2 separate regions of the Homo sapiens genome follow, and region 2 is linked to region 1. A link is an interaction called in ENCODE POLR2A ChIA-PET data of the cell type or tissue named here. Cell type or tissue: IMR-90. All regions are shown on one strand. Links, peaks and the distances in the headings refer to the core of each region. The heading gives the core; the rest is flanking DNA.

Evidence for each region. Peaks named below come from ENCODE experiments on the same cell type or tissue, not always from the same donor. Only the 100,000 strongest peaks of a DNase experiment are listed, where the experiment ranks them.
Region 2: POLR2A ChIA-PET joins it to region 1 with 11 read pairs; 8 of 35 experiments call an interaction of 5 or more read pairs at or near these places.

What each region holds. Positions count from the first base shown.
Region 1 is chr22:30,395,885-30,404,208 of GRCh38, reverse strand. It overlaps SEC14L2 (SEC14 like lipid binding 2), which reads right to left and starts at 7,191. Exons shown (of 12, transcript NM_012429.5): 1 at 7,039-7,191; 2 at 4,491-4,566. The coding sequence starts at 7,092. RefSeq lists enhancers at 1,417-1,917, 1,918-2,418 and silencers at 6,799-6,858, 6,879-6,948. In IMR-90, for the core only: no CTCF peak of the experiment used is centred there; no DNase peak of the experiment used is centred there; H3K4me3 peaks cover 1,798 bases; H3K27ac peaks cover 663 bases.
Region 2 is chr22:30,307,454-30,315,717 of GRCh38, reverse strand. All of the region lies in intron 1 of TBC1D10A (TBC1 domain family member 10A), which reads left to right. Among named protein-coding and RNA genes, the nearest start is that of TBC1D10A, 15 kb to the left of the region's middle. RefSeq lists enhancers at 821-880, 5,753-5,802, 6,869-6,958, 7,019-7,078. In IMR-90, for the core only: no CTCF peak of the experiment used is centred there; DNase peaks (open chromatin) are centred at 617, 3,437, 5,167, 6,987 and 1 weaker place; H3K27ac peaks cover 854 bases.

The sequences.
Region 1 (8,324 bases), core at 202-8,201:
TTGACCTTGGACAAGATACTGTACATCTCTGACCAAATCATCTGATAAGATAGAAACACTTGGAAGATGCAAGGCACTGTCCTCTCATGGTGGGGGAGTTGGGCCATGAAAATGAGAATCTTCCATAGGAAGGACACCACTATTGTGAGAAGAACCCTTATCTTCTTTTTTTTTTTTTCTTTTTTTTTTTTTTTTTTTTGAGACGGAGTCTCGCTCTGTCGCCCAGGCCGGACTGCGGACTGCAGTGGCGCAATCTCAGCTCACTGCAAGCTCCGCTTCCCGGGTTCACGCCATTCTCCTGCCTCAGCCTCCCGAGTAGCTGGGACTACAGGCGCCCGCCACCGCACCCGGCTAATTTTTTGTATTTTTAGTAGAGACGGGGTTTCACCTTGTTAGCCAGGATGGTCTCGATCTCCTGACCTCATGATCCACCTGCCTCGGCCTCCCAAAGTGCTGGGATTACAGGCGTGAGCCACCGCGCCCAGCCAGAACCCTTATCTTCTTAGGGAACAGGAGTGGTGGCGAACTGTGAGCCCCTTATCTTGGGGAGGCTCTCCAGTTAACCCTTATCTGCCAAGGCCCAACATCCAGCATCTTCTGTGAGGGCTCTCCCAGAGTTGCCACCTGCTCTTGGCAGTACCACACCTGAGGCCTCCCCATGCCTGCTTGAGGCCTCTCCAGGCTCCTGCTGCCCTGGTCAGGGGCAACTCAAAGCATGGCTTGGGGCACTGCAAGAACCCAGCTCAGGAGCAGCTGTCTGGGTGGTGGTGGTTCATTCATTCCCTAGACCTGTAAAATGCAGAGACTCAGACCCGCTCTGCCTCCCTCCCAGGGCTTCCACCACTTCCTTGTTTTATCCTGCTCTCTGATCCTTCTTGCTGGGGTGCCCAGAACTCAGCCTCAGTCAGGGGGAAGCAGAGGAGACTTGCGGACCTGCTCTCCATGCCTGGAAGCCAGCAGAAAACTGAAGCCCTCAGTGGAGAAAGGGAGGGAGAGGAGCCCCAAGCACACACCTGGGTTAGGGACAGACATTCTGCCCGTGTGTGACTTTTATGAAAGGTCTTTGTCAGATTGAAGGAGAGAAAGAGAAAAGGCTGTTTTTTTGTTTGTTTTGTTTTGTTTTATTTTCTTTGAGACAGAATCTTGCTCTGTCGCCCAGGTTGGAATGCAGTGGTGCGATATAGCTCACTATAGTCTCAAACTACTGGATTAAGTGACTTCCCACCTCGGCCTACCGAGTAGCTGGGACTACAGGTGCACGCCACCACACCCAGCTAATTTTTTTTTTTTTAAGTAGAGGCAGGGTCTTGCTATATTGCCCAGGCTGGTCTTGAATTCCTGGGCTTAGGTGATCCTCCCACCTTGGCCTCCCAAAGTGCTGGGATTACAGGCATGAACCACCATGCCAGGCCTTGGTTTTTTGTTGTTTTTTGGGTTTTGGGTTTTTTTTAGGGACAAAAAAAAAAAACCCAATTGAGATTCATATTAGGTTCTGACCAGGCCTGAGCTCCTGCCCAGGAAATGTGAGGCACAAATGAAATGCAGAGGAGACACTTCCTCTGTTGTAAGAGGCTGAGCTTGGCTTTAAGGAGCAGGGGTGGCTTCCTGGAAAGGATACTGGCCTGGAGTCTGGAGTCCTAGGTTTCTGCCCTGATTCTGCTTCGCATTAACTGTAACTTCAGGTAAGTCCCCTCCCCTCTCTGAGCCTGTTTTCTCATCTGGCAAATGAGAATGACCGACCACATTCTTTGAATGACCGCCACTGTGAGGGGGTAGGGTGTGCCTGAAGTATGAGGCTCCCCAGGAATCAGGAGACCAGCTGCCAGGACCCCTGGCTGGCCCCTGCCTCAGTAAGAGAGCTGTGTTGCTGTTCAGTGGCTCTCAGAAACCATGCTTCTCCCCCAACAGCAGCTCCCTAGTCTGCTGGATCATTTTGCAACTGGCCCTTTAAGAAGGCTACTATCTTCCCACTCTCTCCACCCACCTGCTTCTAGCTGCAGCCCTTTAGCAAATGCTGGGCCAAAATTTCCTCCAGCCTGAACTGATTCCACTGCCGCCCCCACACTACCCCTCCACCATCTCTGGGCGGTGGACTGGGGTAGGGGGATGGTATGGAAGCTTTTTTGGGGAAAGGGGCAAGTGACACTTCCAGAGGCTCCTGGATGGATCTGCCCTCAGATGTTTACAAGCAGCCTCTCAGGAGCGTGCCAGCTCTGTGAAATTTCTGGAAAGAAAAGGAAAATACATCTCTTCATCTGCCCCAAGACTCCTAGGGTGTGCATGTGCATGTCTTTATGTGTCCATAAAGAAATAATAGGGCCAGTCACAGTGGTGTGTACCTGTAGGCCAAGCTACTCGGGAGGCTGAGGTGGGAGGATCACTTGATCCCAGGAGTTTGAGGCCAGCAAGACCCTGTTTCAAAAGTAAAAATAGGCCAAGGCGGATGGATCATGAGGTCAGGAATTCGAGACCAGGCTGGCCAACATAGTGAAACCCCGTCTCTACTAAAGATACAAAAAAAAAAAAAATTAGCCGGGCGTGGTGGCGCATGCCTGTAATCCCAGCTACTTGGGAGGCTGAGGTAGGAGAATTGCTTGAAACTGGGAGGTGGAGGTTGCAGTGAGCCGAGATCGCACCATTGCAGTCCAGCCTGGGCGACAGAGTGAGACTCTGTCTCAAAAAAAATAAAAATAATAAAAATAAAAATATAAAATAAAAATAACAGCCAGGTGTGGTGGCTCACGCCTGTAATCCTAACACTTTGGGAGGCTGAGGTGGGCAGATCACCTGAGGTCAGGAGTTTGAGACCAGCCTGGCCAACATGGTGAAACCCTTAGCCGGTGTGGTGGTGGGAGCCTATAATCCCAGCTACTCAGGAGGCTGAGGCAGAAGAATTGCTTGAACCTGGGAGGTGGAGGTGGCAGTGAGCCGAGACTGCACCATTGCACTCCAGCCTGGGCAACAGAGCAAGACTCCATCTCTAAATAAATAAATAAATAAATAAATAAATAAATAAATAAATCACTTGAGACCAGGAGTTCAAGGCAGCAGTGACCTACGATCATGCCCATTGCCTGGGCAGCAGAGTGAGACCCTGTCTCAAAAAAAGAAATTAAAATTAAAATAATAGGGCATAATTTGTACTTTAATATTTTAGGATATGATTCTATACCACACTTTGGGAGGCCAAGGCAGGCAGATCACTTGAGGCCAGGAGTTCGAGACCAGCCTGGCCAACGTGAAACCTAGGTCTCTACTAAAAAGAAAAAAAAAAAGGTAACCTTCTTTTTTTTTTTTTTTTTTTTTTTTTTTTTGAGACGGAGTCTCCCTCTGTCACCCAGGCTGGAGTGCAGTGGCGAAATGTCAGCTCACTGCAACCTCCACCTCCCGGGTTCAAGCGACCCTCCCACCTCAGCCTCCTGAGTAGCTGGGATTACAGGTGCCCGCCACCATGCCCGGCTAATTTTTGTGTTTTTTAGTAGAGGTGGAGTTTCACCATGTCAGCCAGGCTGGTCTCGAAGTCCTGGCCTCAAGTGATCTGCCCGCCTAGCCTCCCAAACTGCTGGGATTACAGGCGTGAGCCACCGCACCTGGCCATAATGGAATTTTCTTTATTATTTCTATGTCTGTTAATAAAATTTCTATATAGAGGGGAAAAAAAGTGTCAGAAGAATCAGGGAGGGTGGCACATGACCTGAATCACAGGAAAGGAGAGGAGGGGAAGGAATGGAAACATCTCAGGGATTGGGGCACCAGGCTGAATTTGACCCTCATGCCAGTAGAAATGTGTGCATTTCAACACCACATGCAGAGTTCTGTCATGTCACGTCTTGCAGCAGGCAGGTCTTGTCCTGCTCTTCCAGAGGAGGATCCTAGGGAAGTATTTACCCTGAACAAGGCACCACAGCCAGGCTGGGGAAGAGCTGGAACCAGGACCTGGGCTCTAGAGCCTGGTGGTGGTTTGAGGAGACTCTTGTCACTCTAGGTCAGGCTGTGCCCCTCAGGTTCCCCATGCACTCTGCCCCTCCCTCAAGTTGCCTAAACTGTGGTCTGCAGGGACCTGCCATCACACTAGGGCATAGCAGGGGCCAGGACTCTGGTTCTACACTTGGCTCTGCCTCCGACCCCCCACATGGCTGGGGCCTTTCTCACTTTTTCTTCAGCCAATTTCCCCAACTCCATCAGCAGAGCAGATTTCTTGAGTAGATGGAAAAGGCTGTGGGCCAAGGGTCAGCCGACCTGGACTCTCCCCTTTTCTCTGCCTGCAGTTCGCTCACTGTGTGGCTTGGAACAAGTCACTTGACCTCTCTGAGCCTCAGTGTCTTTATCCACTAGGAGGGTTGAGCTTATGTCATTGCCAAGGGCCCTTTGGCGCTAAAGGTTGGACACTCTAGATGCCTCAATTGCCAAGGGCAGGGTTTTCAGAGGGTGCTATTCTGTTGCCCAGAACAAGCCCCTGCCCCAGCCTCCCGCAGCCCCTCTTCCCTCACCTCGGAGCCAACGCAGGAGAAAATAGTCATCTGGATTCGGCAGGGCCGGCAGCACATCCTGGACATTCTCCCGAAACTGTAGGGAGAGGCATCGGGGTGAGTGGTAGGGCCCGCCCTGACTGCTGCCCTCTGCCTAGGACTCTCCACTGAGATCTTTGCTGGACGCCTCTTTCTTTGTTTCTTTTTTTTTTTTTTTTTTTTTTTTGAGATAGAGTCTCGCACTCTCGCCCAGGCTGGAGTGCGGTGGGCGATCTCCACTCCCTGTAAGCTCTGCCTCCCGGGTTCACACCATTCTCCTGACTCAGCCTCCCAAGTAGCTGGGACTACAGGGGCCTGCCAACACGCCTGGCTATTTTTTGTATTTTTAGTAGAGACAGGGTTTCACCGTGTTAGCCAGGGTAGTCTTGATCTCCTGACCTCGTCCTGATCCGCCCATCTCGGTCTAAAGTGCTGGGATTACAGGCATGAACCCCCACGCCCGGCCAACTGGACTTCTCTTTAACATAGTTCAACTCTGCAGACACTCCCTGGGCACTCATGCTGCCTGGAGCACTGTCTTGTCAGGGGGTGCCAGGTTGCAGGGCAGGAAGTGGGAAGGGAGTGAGACACTGCCCCTGCCCCACAACAAGGGCTCCCACACACCAGTCTGCGGGCAGGCAGATGTGTTCCCAGCTAATCGTGATAGTAGGCACTCTGATACGGACTGCAGTAAAAGCTGTCAGTTTACCAAGCATTTCCTGTCGCTCAGCGCTGATCTTGGCACCATAGCTTATTTACTCCTCACTCACAACCCGTAGAAGTATTGTCCCCATTCTACAGATGAAGGAATTAAAGCTCAGAGAGGCTAAGTAACATGCCCAAGGTCAAACAGCTAGTCATTAGCAGAGTTGGGATGCAAACCCGGGTCTGTCTGAGTCCAGAGCACACACTCTTTCCACCATGGTCTTCTGCCCCATGGAAGGATGAGGAGTTTGCTGGGGAGCAGAGGGAAGAAAGAGGTGGTCTCACACGGCTTCCTATAAAACATGGCATTTGTGCTGGGCTTGAAGGACTTCAAAGGCAGCGGGGGAGAGAGGTGGGCAACTCAGGTGGAGGGAACAGTTCCAGTAGGGGAAGCCAGGAAGCGGGAAAGTGCAGGTAGTGCCAAACAAAGGAGGTGGACAGTGACCTCAATGGACAGCCACACCTACCTCCAACCTCTCACTCCCTGGTAGGCGAACAGGCCCCTATATGCCCTCCCTGAGCCTCCTGCTCCCAGCCATTCACCTTTCCCTGACCACTGACCTAGAGGGCAGTCCCAGAGGACACTAATGAGGACTGGCCACCTCTGCCCCTTGCCTAGGTCAGCCAGGGACTCAGACCATCCCACCCCACAAAGCAGCTCCCAGTGCACCAGGGAAACTGCTCCTCCAAACTGCAGGCATGAAGCTACCCCTCTCCAAGGACCCTAACCAGCCCCTGGTCTCCAGTTTAATCACCACCTAATCCCTTCTCTGCCTGACCTCTCCTGCGAGTCAGCAGTAAAATCTGAAGCCTCCCTGTCCAGCCTTCCTGGGATGGGGGAGGCCCAGCCTGGGACAGAGGCTTTATGGAGCTGGTGCCTCCCCACTGCTGCCAGTGGCAGGATACATCTGCCCCCCGCCCCACCTTTCCCAGCCATGGAAAACTCCCCAGCTGTGGAGCCTCCAAATCTTGGGGCCAGACCCTATCGGCTCTTGCCCAGAGAAGAGCCGACCTCCTCACTCCCCAGGGGTGACAGATAAGAGATTTAGTTCGTGAAGAGGAAGGTCCCGCCCTCAAACTGTTGCCCCCTCCTTGTCACAGATGCCAAGGCAAAGCCAGGCTCACCTTCTTGCCTTCTGAGGAGCATAAACCTTAAGTCCTGAACCAGGCAGGGGTCTGGGATGCAAGATAGGGGACGGCTGGTCTCAGCTCAAACTAACACCAACCCAGTGCCTCATGGGGGGAGCCTGGAATTCACACACGGAGGTGTTCCCTTCAACATCATCTGGTCCAACCTCCTCATTCCATGGCATCGAGGAGCAAAGAGAAGGGCAGGGTTTTGCCCAAGGTCGCACAGCGGCTTGGTGCCGGGGCAGGAGCTATCCAAGTCTCCCAAGGAGCTATCCAGAGCCCTTTCCATCGTGCCACTGACCCTACAAGAAGAAAGCCTCCCGGAAATGGGAGGAAACTTGGGCCCCTGCCCCTGCCCCTGCCCCAGGGCCCGGCTGCCAGTCCCGAGGATGAATGTTGCCTTTGTGCCCTCAGCGGCCTCCGGGGACTCACAAGCAACCACTTGTCCCCAGGTGGCACCGCCACGGCTGCTCAGAGCTTGGGCGGGGGGTGGCCAAACTTCCTGGGACCTCGAGGGTGGCAAAGGGAGGAAGGAGCCATCCGCGGGCGCGGGCCAGGCTGGGACAGCCGCCTCTGTTCCCTCCGCCGCCCGCCACGGACCCTCGGCCCCCACCCAGCCCCGTCCCTTCTCGCTGCCGCAGGAGGGCGAGGGCCACAGCCCGAGGCGGGAGCCCGGGCCAGGGCTACAGCTCACCTTGGCCAATGCCTCCTTCTGCCTGGGGCTCAGATCGCCGACTCTGCCGCTCATCGTGGCTCAACCGCGGGGATGGGGTTTGGGGGCGGGAGGCGGCGGGTGCGGCAGCTGATGGAGCACAGACTCGTCCTCGCCGCCACCCGGAGTAAAGTCCCAGCCTTTTGCCCGGGCCGCGGAGCTGGCAGCCAAGCCCCGCCTCTTAAAGGATCCCGAGAGGCGGAGTAGGGAGCGATGCGCTGGGGCGCGGAAGGCTCTGACACGGGCCCCCTCCGCCCTCCTGAAGTCAGAGACCCAGGCAGGAGGCGAGCAAGTGTGCCCACTGGGACTGAGGCCAGTGGGCATCAGAAGGGCAGGGAGTCTCAGTTTTAGTTCCAAATTTATCCTTACCTCATTGTGTGACCTTGGAAGAGACACCTGAGCTCTCTGGGCCTCTGAACAAGGAGGGATTGAAAGGTGCTATCTAATGAGCTCTTCTAACCAGGCTCGCATAGTGCAGGACAGCACAGCATCCTGCACACAGGGATTGTTTTTGCATTGTTTTTTTTTTGAAACGGAGACTCGCTCTGTCACCCAGGCTGGAGTGCAGTGTCACGACCTCGGCTCACTGCAACCTTCGCCTCCCGGGTTCAAGCTATTCTCCTGCCTCGGCCTCCCGAGTAGCTGGGATTACAGGTGCACGCCACCATGCCAAGCTAATTTTTGTATTTTTAGTACAGATGGGGTTTCACCATGTTGGCCAGGCGGGTGTCGAACTCCTGACCTCAAGTGATCCGCCTCGGCCTCTCAAAGTGCTAGGATTACAAATGTGAGCCACGGTGCCCAGCCTACAGGGATTATTAATAAATGTATCCTGAATGAATGAATGAATGTAAGAACTGCTCCAATAGAGACACAGATCCCGGGGCTGGCAGAACCCTGAGAGGGAGAGAGAAACATAGATCATTCAGGGATCATGCAACTTACCTCGTTTAACAGCTAGGGAAACTGAGGCCCAGATAAGGCATGGCTTGCCCAAAGTTGTTAGTGGCATGACATATGTGGAGTGCCCACTGCCTGGCACATGGAAAGTGCTCAGCTGTGCCCTCCCCTTATGGCCTGGAATTAATGCAGAGCTAGGTCCAGGAGTCTGTGGGCATCTCGTCTCCCAGAGCCATACTTCTGCCCCCTCAACACTCAAGTCTCTGGGAGAGACAAAGCAGAATGTCCCCAGTCTCTCTCCTTACCTGGAGGCAAAGGCACCAGGCCTGTTAAAGACATTTAAGGACTTTGCTCTGCCCTTGGTGTGG
Region 2 (8,264 bases), core at 265-8,264, 89 kb after region 1:
AAGGAGCATAAGTTCGGAGAACTCCTGTCCCTACTCAGTGCTTTGGGCCTTGGACACTGTGAGTCCAGAAGCGATCTTCCGCGGCCAGCCACTTTTGGAGAATGCTGCTGCTTTCCCTTTCATCTTCGCTTGGCTTCACAAAGAAAGAGAACCTAGGCTGGGCACTGTGGCTCATGCCTATAATCCCAGTACTCTGGGAGGCCAAGGTGGACAGATCACTTCAGTCCAGGAGTTCAAGACCAGCCTGGGCAACATAGCGAAACTGTATCTCTACTAAAAATACAAAAAAATTAGCTGGGTGTGGCGGTGGCATTGGGAGCAGGAGTATTGTTAGGATTAAGGGAGATGTTGTTGGTAAAGCACCCAGCACAGTGTCTGTCACAAAGTAAGGGCTCTGTGGAACATGGCGGCTCTCACAATTCGAGTGTAAATTACCCTCTGAGATTTTACCTCAGACATTTAGCATAATGGTAAGGGAGCAATGCAGCTTTGGGGTGAAAATCTGGCTTCCCTCACGTGCTCTTCCAACCTACCCCACGACCGTGGAGGTTAGGCAGGAGCCAGTCCCACTCAGCTTGTGGTCTGGAGCTTCCTGGCCTGCCAGGGCAGGTTGGGAATCCCCCCATGAGTTCCTCGCTGAGTCATCTGGAGCAGGGCTGTGATCTGAGGGCCTGACCTTCCCTTTCCTTGGTCTGTAAAGATAAGCAGAAGTAAGAGCAAAGGTGGGCATCCCGAAAGATTCCACTCAAGGCTTGCAACCAGAGTGCTGCCCGGGGCCTCTGTCCTCCTGGGTGGTGGTAGTCACTTGGGGAAGGAGTCTGAGTTTGCTTAATAATTACCACCACCCTCCTCTGTGGGTTTTTTGTGGGTTTTTTGTGTTTTTTTGGTGGGTTTTTTTTTTTTTTTTGAGTCAGGGTCTCCCTCTCTCACCCAGGCTGGAGTGCAGTGGCACAATTATGGCTCACTGCAGCCTTGAACTCCTGGGCTCAAGCAATCTTCCACCTCAGCCTCCTGAGTAGCTACGACTACAGACATGCAGCACTATGCCTGGCTAATTTTTAAAACAATTTTGTAGAGACAGGGTCTCACTCTCTTGCCCAGGCTGGTCTCAAACTCCTGGCCTCAAGCAATCCTCTGGCCTCTGCCTCCCAAAATGTTGGGATTATAGGCGTGAGCTACTGTGCCTGGCACCATGTAGACTTTCATCCTGAGCTTCCTGTTCTGCTTCTGAGTGACCCCCTCCATCCTCCCAGGATAGTCACAGTAATGCCATTTCACAGAGGAGCCTGTATGGTGGACGAGGCTTTCACCTACATCACCTCGTTTAATTCTGTGAGAGTATTTATCATCATAGTCCCCATTTTAAGAAGCAGAAACCAAGTCCCAGAGAGGCAAAGTGACTTGCCAAGCATCACACAGCTTGTGCCTCTGAGTCCACTGAGCTCCAAGCTCCTCAGGAGCAAGGCTGTGTATACCCAGCCTACTGGACAGCACTTGGTGGTGGAGTTGAGTGACAGAGGGAGAGATGAGCAGGGCCCGGATTCACTTTCCAGTGCCATCCCCTGCTTGACTTGGACTTTGGCCAGTTATTGTCTTTCTGAAGAACCTGAGTTTCCTTATTCACAAAAGGGAGTTGATAATTAGAGGATTTATCTCATGGGCTTGTCAGGATTAAATGAAATAATGTAAGTTAAGTGCTGAACACAGTGTCTGGTGCATAGCAAGCGTCTGTTGTTATAACAGACATTCAGTTAAGTTAATTGAATATTAGAATTGTAATGTTATAAAATGCCATCATCAAGCAGATCTGTGCTCAGCCCTGTGCTGGGCTTTGAGGAAGATCTAGAGCTGGTACCAGGCCAGAGAGGGAATGCTCTTTATCAAGTTCTTACTATGCTTTACCCACCTGATATCAAGGTAGAGGAGCATATTCCCTTTTCACTGCTGACAACACTTAATGAAATTCAGAGTGTCTGAGGTCACCAAGCTCATGAATCACTCAACACACACATTTGTTGGCCAGGCACGGTGGCTCACGCCTGTAATCCCTACACTTTGGGAGGCTGAGGTGGGTGGATCATGAGGTCAGGAGATCGAGACCATCCTGGCCAACATGGTGAAACCCCGTCTCTGCTAAAAAAAAAAAAAAAAAAAAAAAAAAAAAAAATTAGCTGGCCGTGGTGGCGCACACCTGTAGTCCCAGCTACTCAGGAGGCTGAGGCAGGAGAATAGCTTGAACCCGGGAGGCGGAGGTTGCAGTGAGTCGAGATTGCGCCACTGCACTCCAGCCTGGGCGACAGAGCAAGACTCCGTCTCAAAACAACAATAACAACACACACACACACACACACACACACACACACACACACACACACATTTATTGAGCACCAGCTAGGTATCAGGCTTGGGACACACTGCAGAGAATGAGGCCAAGAGAGCCCCTGCCCTCCAGGAACGCGCCTTCTCATGAAATGCTGCCTCTGCAGAACAGCCCTTAGGTGGAGAAGCTCCACCTGTCCCACTGGACTGCTCACATTCCCCAAACAAGCCATTCCCTCTCCTATTAACTAGCATTTGAACATACTGAGTGTTTTGCCTGGTGTGTTCTTTCCCCTTTCTCAGCCTAGCTACTTCCTGTCACCCTTCAAACCCCAATTCAAAAGTCAATTCCCCTTTAAAGCTTTCTCTAAACAGCCCGTCCTCACCCTGGGGTCTTTTTGCAGTCTCCTAGCCCCTTCTACATGCTCCTGTGATGGCACTTCTTCTCTGTGTGCTAGTTATTTACCTACCTGTTTGTTGATGCCAGATTGACCTCCTCAAGGGCAGGGACCACATTTTATTCATCTTTGTAGATTCAGGGCCTGGAACACAGGCTCTAGAAAGGTGTGCATGGAATATAATGAGGGCCTGATTGTGTTCTGTCCCTGGAGTAGTTAGGAGAGGCTTTGTAGAGATGAGAAGGAGTTTGGAATGATGCTTCCCAAGATGATGGCACCAAAATTGAATGGGGGTTGAAGGAAGATGGCTCAGGGGTAGGGGCCTATAGAGATGGGACTAGGGGAGAAAGGGATGTGCAGGGGAACAGGAGGGCCTTGAGAGCCAGGGCCTGAAGTTTCTTTGTTTTTTGTGTTGTTTTTGTTGTTGTTGTTGTTATTGTTCTTTGTTTTCTGTTTGTTTTGTTTGTTTTGAGAAAAGGTCTTGCCCTGTGACCCAGTGGCCCAGTCTAGGGTGCAGTGGCACAATCATGGTTCACTGCAGCTTCAAACTCCTGAGCTCAAGTGATCCTCCCACTTCAGTCTCCCGAGCAGCTGGGATGACAGGGCGTGTGCCGTAATGCCCAGCTACAGGGTCTGAGGTTTCTGTTGGATAATGAGGGCAGTAGGGAGCCATGGACGAGTCTGGGCAGAGGAGGGGCCTTATATAAACAGTGAGTCAAGACTAATTTTGGTAAGATCTATCAATGAGATCTAGCAGTTTGGTAAGGATGAGTCAGGGTGGCCCCTGGGTGCCTGCAGTGAGATTGTGATCCAAGGACTCAGTCACCAGCAAGGGAATTTCAAGCAGCACTCTGCCTGGTAGGAGCTGGGATTTGGAGAAAAGATGTCTTCTGTTGAGAATAGTCTCAGGCGGCACTCAGTCACTAATACCCGTAATCCTAACACTTTGGGAGGCTGATGCAGGCAGATCACTTGAGCCCAGGAGTTTGAGACTAGCCTGGGCAACACGGTGAAACCTTGTCTCTACAAAAAATGCAAAACTTAGTGGGGCATGGTAGCATGAGCCTATGGTCCCAGCTACTCGAGAGGCTGAGGTGGGAGGATGGCTTAAGCCCAGGAGGCGGAGGCTGCAGTGAGCCGAGATCATGCCACTGCACTCCATCTTGGGCGACAGAGCAAGACCCTATCTAATACCTTTCTGCAGTTGTCAGGGAGAGCTGCTTGGGAGTTTCTCTGTGGTCTACGCCCTTCCCTAGATGAGTGCATCAGAGGAAGGTAGATACCTTGGTTTTTCTTTTTGGGAGCCAGCAAGGCTAGTGCTAAAGGAACCATTTCTCACACTGAGTAGGGTGGAGCTGAGCAGAGTAGAGAGCTGGGCAGAGGTCCAGGGCACCAAGGCCAGTGAAGGGTGGAGAGAACCTGTTTACCATTGTGCACTGACCCAGCACTAGAAGGAGCAGAGCCAGGGAATTCCTCATGGGAAAGACAGGCAGCCCCAGAATTAGCCTGCATTGGGAAGGAGGGAGAGTGAAGCAAGCCAGACTCTCTCACTCAGACAGGGAGCCTGGACACTGCCAGCCGGCTCCTAGGCAGGGGTGGCCGGGCCCCAGAAGGGAGTGCCAGGCTGCTGCAGACCCTCTTCCTTTTTCCTACCAACTCACAGAGTGTGTGGCGTCAGGCAGACCGCTTACCTTCTGGGGAGGGGATGGCCTCACTGCATGATCTCATAGGTTTCCCAGTCCTGACAGCCATTTGCACACCACCAGCCTACCCTCTCCTGCCTTTGGTTTCTCATCATCACTTCTTATGGAACTGGTCTAAAAGCCATTTATACCTTCATTCATTACCACCTCTTAGGGTAGTGAACTCCAGAGGTTGTTGCCTAGTATGCAAAACAGGTCAGCCTTTTGTTTGTCCTCACTTCACTTTCAGGCTCTGGGTGGAGAGGGAAACCCTCTGGATCGGTGATTGGCCATGCTCCCCCTGCACATCCACTTCCCAATTTTCCACACTTTGGTGGGACTTCCTCCAACTGCCTCCTCTCCATCCTGGAGACCCAAGTGTGAGGGGTTTTTTTCACGTTATTCACCCCTGCCTTTCTCGGCACAGAGGGTGATAAGAAGAGGGAAGGGAATGTGACAGGGATTGAAGCCATGGTATGAGCGGGGGACTTTATATGTCTTGTATAGTTTAGTGCTCAGGTGGCAGCCTCTACTTCCAGGCTATGTAACCTTGGGCATATTACTCCACTGTGCTGAATCTTAGTGTTCTTGTCTATTAAATGGAGATAATTAAAGCTATTTCCTTGGGGGATTGTGTGCCTGTGTAGTGCTTGGCAGAGCTAGTACACGGCCAGCGCATGAAAGTGTCAGCTCTTAATTGCCTCACATCATGTTTACCAATGTTCTCTGAGGAGGTGGCATTCCTCCTGGGTTACAGATGAGGAACTGGAAGCTCAGAGAGCAAAGCAGCCAGCCCTGTTTCACACAGCTGTAAAGCGGTAGAGCTTGGATCAGCGGCCAGGAGTTAGAATTTGTTTACCATTGAGCAAATTAAGTAATCTCTCAGAGCCTCAATTGCTTCATGAGTAAAATGGTGGTAATCATGCCCTGCCTTCCTCAAAGGCCTGTGTATGGGGACCAGTCAGATGAGAAAAGAGATGTGAAATTGCTAGTTAAGCCGCAAATACCAGTCACCTAATAGCTACCATTTGCTGGCCACCCACCAGGCTGGGCCCTTGTACACATTTATTCCTCATTGCAGCCCTATAAGAGATGAGGTGTGCGTTATGACCCCACTGAAAGATGAAGAAGTTGTCACTTTTTGCACATGGTCTCCCAGTTAGTAGATGGCAGAACTGGAGTACCTAGCTCAGCTAACTTCAAGTCCCCACTCTATTTATTCTCCCCTACACCCCACCTGGTTTCCCCTATGGGTGAGAGGAGGATCAGTCCTGTGGTCTGTGACCTCAGACTTTCTGCTTAGGGTGTATTTCTCTTTGTTTGGGCTGGTTCAGGGAGTGAGGCTTGGAGGAGGGTTTAGACGGGTTCCTTGGTATCAAGATTTATCTCCCACGACAGGCTAGGATAAGGAGGTGATGAGCATGGACACTGCCCTTGCTGAACCTGCCTAGCCAGAGGTGCTGAGATGTGCTTGGGCAGAAAGCAGATGTCTAGAAGGACAAGGGAAGAGAGAACCCCAGCCCTTGGTCTCAGTAGCCTGGGAAGCAGTCTTGTCCTTCTGAACTTTTGGAAGCCTCAAGCCTCTGGGTTTTGGGAGAACGCTAGGAAACTGGGAACCTACAGAGAATGGGGTCAGCAGAGTGTCACTGCTGCCTTGGACCATGACGTGGCACAGCATGGCTAAGCCTGTTCCAGTCCAGGAGCCTGACAAGATCTGTGATTAGGTGCCACCTTTGTCTCCTCTGAGCCTTTCCTCCTCAGAAGCTGGGGTTGCCAGCAAATGGCAGATTGCCCTGGCCGGGTGCGGTGGCTCATGCCTGTCATCCCAGCACTTTGGGAGGCTGAGGCGGGTGGATCACATAGTCAAGAGATTGAGACCATCCTGGCCAACATGGTGAAACCCCGTCTCTACTAAAAATACAAAAATTAGCTGGGTGTGGTGGTGCCCCAGCTACTTGGGATGCTGAAGCAAGAGAATCACTTAAACCCGGGAGGTGGAGGTTGCAGTGAGCTGAGATCATGCCACTGCACTCCAGCCTGGGCGACAGAGCAAGACTCCGTCTCAAAAAAAAAAAAATGGCAGATTACCCAGGCTTACCATCTGCACCTGAGGTTGTGCTGGCAAACCATCCCATCCAGTGTATTGGTGTCTCTGAGCATTGCTAGGTACGGGCAGGCCACTCACTGGGGCAGTCACAACACTGGAGGAGGGGGTTAGACTGTCTCCAGTGGCTTGGGCGCCAGAGATGGAGCCACACAGAAGCATCTGGAGAAGGGCCTGATTTCCCCACAGCCTTCCCCAGGGAACTGGAAATAGCATATAGGTCACTGTGACAGAGGGGAAGCCCTGGGTCAGCTACTTACTTATTAGCTTTGTGACTTTGTCCAAGTCATACAACCTTTCTGATCAGGCCAAGTCTGTCATGGTCCAAATGGAAATAGTAATTAATCTGTGAGGGCCCCACTTCACTGGGCTATTAGAGGGACACGTACAATTTCTAAGGCAGAAGTAGCTTGTAGCCCTGATGCAGTGCAGATGAAGGTAATGATGTCATGGAGAAAGCCAGGCAGGCAGCTGTTGAACACCTGGGGCGTGTGGTAGGAGTCACAGAAGAAGTTCAAGACCCGGTCCAGCTGGGGAGGGACAGTGCTGAGTAATATGAGCAAGTGGTAATGAAGTGCATATTTCACACTTAATGACTTGACTCATTTGTCAGTTGGTGCTGAAATCAGTTTTAGGGGCTTGTGACCAGCATTTAAAACAATAGAATAGAAAAATAGAAAATCAATCTGGAAATATCAGAGTGCATTAGTACATGTAAGGGCAACTCGTTTCCTAAAATGTATTCTGGTTGTGTGTGTGTATGTGTGTTGTGTTTGTGTGGGTCTCAGTTTAAAAAGCATGAGACATGGTGTTCTGAGCCAGGATGAAGATCTTCAGGTTGGAGGACATTTTACGAGATCTAGGCAGGCAGGCAGGCAGGCATGCAGGCATGCAGGCATGCAGGCAGGCAGGCATGCAGGCATGCAGGCATGCAGGCTGTGTGGAGGCTGAGGGCTTGGCCTGTGGAGGCAGAGAAGTGTAGTACAAGGGTCAAGAGCATGAGCTGTAGAGTCAGTCAGGCCTGGGTTTGAGTCCCAGCTCTGCCACTTATAGCTACATGGTCTTAAAACACTCTTAACATTACTAAGCCTTGGATTCTACTTTAAAATGGGGAGAATGGGCCGGGCGCTGTGGCTCACGCCTGTAATCCCAACACTTCAGGAGGCCGAGGCGGGTGGATCGCCTGAGGTCAGGAGTTCAAGACCAGCCTGGCCAACATAGTGAAACCCTGTCTCTACTAAAAATGCAAAAAATTAGCTGGGTGTGGTGGTGGGCGCCTGTAATCCCAGCTACTCGGGAGGCTGAGGCACGAGAATCACTTAAACCCGGAAGGCGGACGTTGCAGTGAGCCGAGATCGCGCCATTGCACTCCAGCCTGGGCAACAAGCGCAAAACTCCGTCTCAAAAAAATAAAATAAAAAGGGGAGAATGATGTTATAGTAGGGTTATTACAAAAGGTACATGTGATAAAGGTATGTGAAGCATTGAGAAGAAAATTGTAAGTAGTAAATAATCTACGAATGGTAACTACTGTTGCTGATATTATTATTGTTGTAGTGATGGTTTTTAATGTAATATTGGGCTCTGAAGGGTTACTGTCACTTGGAGAAGGGAGAAGAAAGGGCATTCAGTTAGGGATGAGTGGATGGTGAGGGATAAACATGTGTGTGCCTGGTATGGGAGAATTGTATGGCCTCAAAAGCGGTGTTGAGATTACGGTGGAAGTTACTAGGACAATTTTGGCATAAGGTGGGGAAGAAA